Regions from separate parts of the Homo sapiens genome. Here region 2 is linked to region 1. The links are chromatin contacts, found by Hi-C or POLR2A ChIA-PET in ENCODE. All regions are on one chromosome and are shown on one strand. The core of a region is the stretch at or near the end of the contact, and the rest is flanking DNA. Distances in the headings are between cores, read along the strand shown.

Region 1 (3,158 bases), core at 204-2,703:
CCTGTATGTGGCTCTTTGGGCCTCTGTCTCCCCTTTAGACTCTGAACATTCAATGGGGACACTGTTGTGTTCCCAGCTGCACCCCCTACGACTGACCTGGATGCCCTCCGCCCTCCCTGGCACAGCCTGGCTGAAATCCCAGGTGCAGGAGGCATTACTTGAACTAAAAGCAACCAGCCTCTGGATGACATGGCCCAGCTTCAGTTTCACTTTCAGTTGAGAAATTGAATTTAATTTTTCTTTCTATCTTGATGGGCATCTCTTTTTGGTGAAGAACAAATAAGACCATGACTCATATTTCACAGAAATTACCCCCCTGATTTCATGGACTTTTGGCAGCTCTATCAAGTTTTTTAGAGGGGAAAAATCTTAGGCTGGGAGGGGAGGTGACTTGCCCAGAGTCACACAGCTCTTGGAGGGCAGAGGGGAGGCCAACATCTGCCCTTGTGACTCTGATATTGAAGCAAAAATGGGTGATTTTAATAATCCAACAGTGTCCAGGTTTGATTCTGCTTCTACAAACACAGAGACCTAAGCTCTCACTCCTGTAGTTATACTCACAATTCCACAGTGTGGCTTTTGAATCTCATGATTGCAAAGCTGGCATCATGCCACAGGTACCATTCTGCAATGCGACCTTCTCACTCCCCTGTCTCAGCCATGTTTCCCATTAGGGACACAGCACAGCCTGTTTCTTCTCTATCAGCTCAGAGGTCTGAACAGAGGGACAGAGGTGAGGGCCAGAGACGTGAAGTCCTATGATCTGCCTGCTCAGCCTCCTGACACGGGACCCTGGCAAGTCATTCCCCTCCCAGGGCCTCAGTTTCCCCACAGGGCCTGGCACAAGTAGGTGCTCAGACTCAGGGTGAGTGAGACAACCTCTGAGTTCCTTGTGTCTCAAAAGAAATCTGTTGTTCCCATTGGGCTTCAGCAGCAGCACCCTGGGGCCAGCCTGGGTGTGGCCCGGCCACAAGGACATGCCGGGCTCCAGGTCACCTCCCCTCCTCCACCTTCTTTGATTCCTTCAAATTTCCCAAAGAGATGGGCACCCCCAACACCTACCTTTCTTCTGGGGTCAGCTGGCCGTGTCTGAGGGTGTCAGAACCAGAGCTGAGCCCGGGGAGCTTTGTGAACCCATCTAAGCTGTTTTCCCCACCTCTCTCTACAGTTTACCCGCCCAGCAGGAGGGAGGGAGCAATCAGACTCAAGCCTGGGTGCAAATCCCGGCTCTGCCACTGCTTTCCTGTCTGATCTGAACCAGCTACCTAACCTCTCTGAGCTTATCTACAAAAGCTGAATGATCCTTCCCTTATAGAGCTATTGCAAGAATAAGGACATGGGGGTAGATCACACTATCCCCAACTTACCAAGGGATCTTCCTCTGACAGAGACTGAGCAAGATCCAACTGTTCTGAGCTGTGTGGATCCCACGTCCAGCTGTGCATCTGTGTAATAACCAGACACGTCCTCCGGCCTCCCAGATATACCCTGGAATTCGAAAGGGAAAGTGAAAGTCACAACTTCCCAGCAGCTCATGACCAAGCACAGTAAACACGCTGCTCCCCAGCACCACCTGCAGTCCAGGCCCAGCCTCCTTGCTGCTGCACTTAGAGGAGCAGCCGCAGACCAGACATCCGGGTCCCTCTCATCCAACCCACCTGCCTCACATCCTCAGGATTCAAGGTCTGCTGTGTCAGCTGCCCATGTCTCAGGCAGTCAGAACCAGAGTTGAGCCTGGGGAGTTTTTTGAACCCATCTGAGCCGCTTGCCCCCCAACCCCCGCCCCGATCTCTGCAGTTTAAGGGCACAGCAGGTGGGGGAGAGAAGTCAGACTCAAGCCTCAGTGCAATTCCAGGCTCTGCCCCTGTTTTACTGTCTGATCTGAACTAGTTACCTAACCTTTCTGAGCTCAAGAAAGACCTGCCACTGACTGACCGTGGGGCTCTCCAGATTACTCCCCGTCCTTCCGTTCCCCCACATTCCTCAGATGCCTGCCTTACTCCCACACATGCCATCAGCATCAGCACAGTCCCCCACACATGCTGGGTGGATGCTTATTGCATATTTATTGTAATGCTTCTGAGGTTATGTTTTCTGTTATGTTTTTGATATAGAGTCTTGCTCTGTAGCCCAGGCTGGAGAGCAGTGGCACAATCATAGCTACTTCAAGTGGCACAATCAAGCCATCCTCCCATCTCAGCTTCCGAGTAGCTGGGATTACAGGTGCCTGCCACTACACCCAGCTAATTTTTTGTAATTTTAGTAGAGATGGGGTTTCACCATCTTGGCCAGGCTGGTCTTGAACTCCTGACCTCAAGTGATCCACCTGCCTTGGCCTCCCAAAGTGCTGGGATTACAGGTGTGAGCCACGGCGCCCAGCCCATTGTATCCTTCTTGTGACTTTGTGTCTTCATAGCTTAGCTCCTACTAATAAATGAGAACATACAATATTTGGTTTTCCATTCCTGAGTTACTTCACTCAGAATAATGGTGTCCAACTTCATCCAGATTGTTACGGATGCCATTATTCCCTTCCTTTTTACAGCTGAGTAATATTCCATGGCATATACATATATAGGGGTGTGTGTGTGTGTGTGTGTGTGTGTATATACACACACATTTTCTTCATCCACTTGTTGGCTGATGAGCATTTAGGTTGGTTCCATATTTTTTCGGTTGCAAATTATGCAGCTATAAACATGCATGTGCGAGTATCTTTTTTATATAATAACTTTTCTCCTCTGGGTAGATACCCGGTAGTGGGATTACTGGATCAAATGGTATTCTACTTTTAGTTTTTTAAGGAGTTGCCATACTGTTTTCCATAGTGGTTGTACTAGTTTACATTCCCACCACCAGTGTAAAAGTTTTCCCTTGTCACCATATTCACACCATTTTAGCTAGGCTGGTCTTGAACTCCTGACCTCAAGTGATCCACCTGCTTTGGCCTCCCAAAGTGCTGGGATTACAGGTGTGAGCCACTGCACCCTTCTATTCTTCTTTGATTTTTAAATTATGGCCATTCTTGCAGGAGTAAGGTGGCAACTTATTGCAGTTTTAATTTGCATTTCTCTGATAATTAGTGACGTTGAGCACATTTTCATATTTTTTTGGCCATTTCATTTTGTATATCTTCTTTTGAGAATTGTCTATTCATG
Region 2 (3,181 bases), core at 294-2,793, 200 kb after region 1:
TGAAATGGAGTCTCGCTCTATTGCCCAGGCTGGAGTGCAGTGGCGCGATCTCGGCTCACTGCAACCTCCGCCTACCGGGTTCAAGCGATTCTCCTGCCTCAGCCTCCCGAGCAGCTGGCGTTACAAACGTGAGCCACCACGCCTGGCTAGTTTTTGTATTTTTAGCAGAGACGGGATTTCACCATGTTGGCCAGGCTGGTTTCAAACTCCTGGCCTCAAGCGATCTGCCCTCCTCGACCTCCCAAAGTGCTGGGATTACGGGCGTGAGCCACCGCGCCCGGCCTCATTCACTCATTTCTTTTCCCAGGGTCCACCTACCCAGGCTAGGCCTGCTGTGCTGAGGACACCGAGGGAGGCAGACCGTGGCCCTGCCCACCATAATTAAGTGTTGGAGGCCACTGTCTAGGGGTAGAAGCAGCCACAGAAACATAGAGATACAGAGAAACAGGTGACTCAGTGAGGTCAGGGCACAGGACCTTTATGACATGTGGGGAGGGTGAGGTCTGAGAATGGAGGAGGGAAAGACCGGCTGTGTGGAGGGAAGGGGGTGCCTGTGGGGCCTCGCCCCTGGAGCCCTGGGACCCTCCTGCGCTAGGGGTGCAGAGTCCACAGCGAGGGACAGTGCACAGTTAGGCAGGCTCTATGCAGTCAGTTTTACTCCAACCCTTTGTTGGCAAGAGGGGAGGGAATCGGTTATATTAAAACAAACACAGACAGAGCAGGGAGTGCGAAGGCCACGTTCATAAGGTTCCTTCAGTAAACAACAAAGACCTGGAGAACTGTCGAGTGAGCCTCTAGTTCAGTTCCTTGACCCGCCTTTTCCCTCCCCACTTTCTCCTGTATCCCACCAGCTCCTCTTGCAATGAGGCACTGCTGTGGGTTTGAGAAGCGCTGAACGGCCCAGAGCTCAGCCTGGACTAGAAAGACTCAGGTGCGCCAGGCGTAGTGGCTCACGCCTGTAATCCCAGCACTTTAGGAGGCCGAGGCAGGCGGATCACCTAAGGTTGGGAGTTCAACACCAGGCTGACCAACATGGAGAAACCCTGTTTCTACTAAAAATACAAAATTAGCCGGGCGTGGTGGCACATGCCTGTAATCCCAGCTACTCAGGAGGCTGAGGCAGGAGAACTGCTTGAACGTGGGAGGGGGAGGTTGCAGTGAGCCGGGATCGCGCCATTGCACTCCAGCCTGGGCAACAAGAGCACAATTCCATCTCAGAAAAAAAAAGAAAAAAGAAAAAAAGGAAGGCTCAGGTGCTCCTTCATTCAACCACAGTCACAGAGATGCCCAGCCAGGTTCTTCCTGCCAACATGCACGTCTGAGGCAGGGACCTGGCCGAGGGCTGGCTGGTCAATAAAAGGCCCCTCCCTTCACGGCCTTCCCTGTCCCCACCTCCTAACCTCTGGTTTTCACCAGCTTCCTCTAGCTTCTTTTCAACACAGCTTTCACTGCTGGCGGCCTCTGTGTCTTTGATATCCCGCTAGGTGCCGGGCTCTCTGCTCAGCAGTGCGGATGCAAGAGGAAACCAGGGTGGCCCATCAAAGCAGCCCCTGGGTTTGAATCCTGGCCCCACCACTTAAAGCGGAGTGCGGGAAGTTTCCTTTCCTCGTCTGTCAAATTAGGGTATTTCCCCACCCTCACACCTGGCTTAAGGCACTCATCTTCAGCTCAGGAGGAATCCTGCTCACAGTTACAAAGGCTCAGTTACTCAACCTCCTGCTGCAATAGATCACACCCTCCACTTCAAGAACAGTCCCCAGAAAAGCAGCCACTGTGACTGCCGGGTTCACCACAGCGTCGCCAGTGTCTCTCACCGGGTCTGGCACGCGGCAGGGGCACAATAAATACCCCCCCTTCATTCCTTCAGCTTATGCATATTAATCATCAGACAAGTGCTAAGACTTAGGCATATCTTTTCTCATTTTCCAGCTGAGCAAAGTGAGACTCAGAGAGGTCAAGTGGCTTGCCCATAGTCACACAGCAAGTAAGTGACTAAGCTGATATTTAGAACTAGTTCTTCCACCAGACTTTTTCCACTTGACCCAAAGTGTCAAAGTGTAGAAATATGGAGGCAAGGAAAGGGTTGGTCTTTTGGGAAGATGACCAGAACAGCAGATGAGAAATGGGCTGGGGCAGGTTCCCTATGGGCATTGAAGGTCAAGTGGGGGATAGGAGGGCTTAGGCTGTCATCCTGTAGGCCACAGGACTGGAGGTTTGTTCCTGCTTTGGGCCCTTGTAAAACTAAAGTGGAGGCCGGGCATGGTGGCTCACGCCTGTAATCCCAGCACTCTGGGAGGCCGAGGTGGGCAGATCACCTGAGGTTGGGAGTTTGAGACCAGCCTGACCAACAAGGAGAAACCCCATCTCTACAGATACAAAATTAGCAGGGCGTGGTGGCACATGCCTGTAATCCCAGCTACTTGGGAGGCTGAGGCAGGAGAATTGCTTGAACCTGGGAGGCAGAGGTTGCGGTGAACCAAGATCATGTCATTGCACTCCAGCCTGGGCAACAAGAGCGAAACTCCGTCTCAAACAAACAAAAAATAAAGTGTCACAGGCAGACGGCTTATCACACTACTCAGTTTTCTTACCTGAAAACATGGCACAGATGTACTGATAAGGGTTAATAATCCCAGTGGAAAGAGTTTGAGCCTTGGCGTCAAATATATCTGGGTTAAAATTCCAGCACTACCACTTCCTGGTTGGGGGACCTCAGCAAACAATAAAATGATTTACCCGTCTGCCTCTCAGTGTCCAGCTCAGGAGAATAGGTCTGATCTTTTTTTTTTTTTTTTTTTTTTGAGACAGAGTCTCGCTCTGTTGCCCAGGCTGGAGTACAGTGGCGCAATCTCGGCTCACTGCAACCTCCATCTCCCGAGTTCAAGTGATTCTCCTGCCTCAGCTTCATGAGTAGCTGGTACTACAGGCATGCGCCACCACGCCCAGCTAATTTTTGTATTTATTTATTTATTTTTTTAGTAGAGACGAGGTTTCAGCATGTTGGCCAGGCTGTTCTCGTACTCCTGACCTCAAGTGATCCACCCGCCTCAGCTTCCCAAAGTGCTGGGATTACAGGCGTGAGCCACTGTGCCCTGCCTGATCTTTTTATTTATTTATTTTTTTCCCAAGACGGAGTCTTGCTCTGTCACCCAGGCTGGAGTACAGTGGCTTGATCTTGGCT

The links. A loop is a pair of places that touch in the nucleus more often than their neighbours do. ChIA-PET counts read pairs that join two places held with the same protein, here RNA polymerase II (POLR2A). Pooled maps may share reads with other maps.
Region 2: a loop to region 1 is called in a pooled map, with 2.3 times the contacts of the local background. The contact joins the enhancer-like site here to the promoter of APOL2 in region 1. A Hi-C loop is called at or near these places in 3 of 50 pooled maps. POLR2A ChIA-PET finds 5 or more read pairs at or near these places in 4 of 52 experiments (AG04450, CD4-positive, alpha-beta T cell, CD8-positive, alpha-beta T cell and 1 more).

What each region holds. Positions count from the first base shown.
Region 1 is chr22:36,238,074-36,241,231 of GRCh38, forward strand. APOL2 (apolipoprotein L2) reads right to left here and starts at 1,454. Exons shown (of 5, transcript NM_030882.4): 1 at 1,368-1,454. RefSeq lists enhancers at 381-895, 1,433-1,682, 1,693-1,742.
Region 2 is chr22:36,434,253-36,437,433 of GRCh38, forward strand. No RefSeq gene overlaps it. Among named protein-coding and RNA genes, the nearest start is that of TXN2, 46 kb to the right of the region's middle. RefSeq lists enhancers at 1,393-1,522, 1,544-2,179. Within about 2 kb of position 1,544, at least 16 of the 41 ENCODE cell types and tissues checked have a DNase peak (open chromatin) inside an H3K27ac peak, as active enhancers do; they include CD4-positive, alpha-beta T cell and CD8-positive, alpha-beta T cell, where a contact is called at or near this core.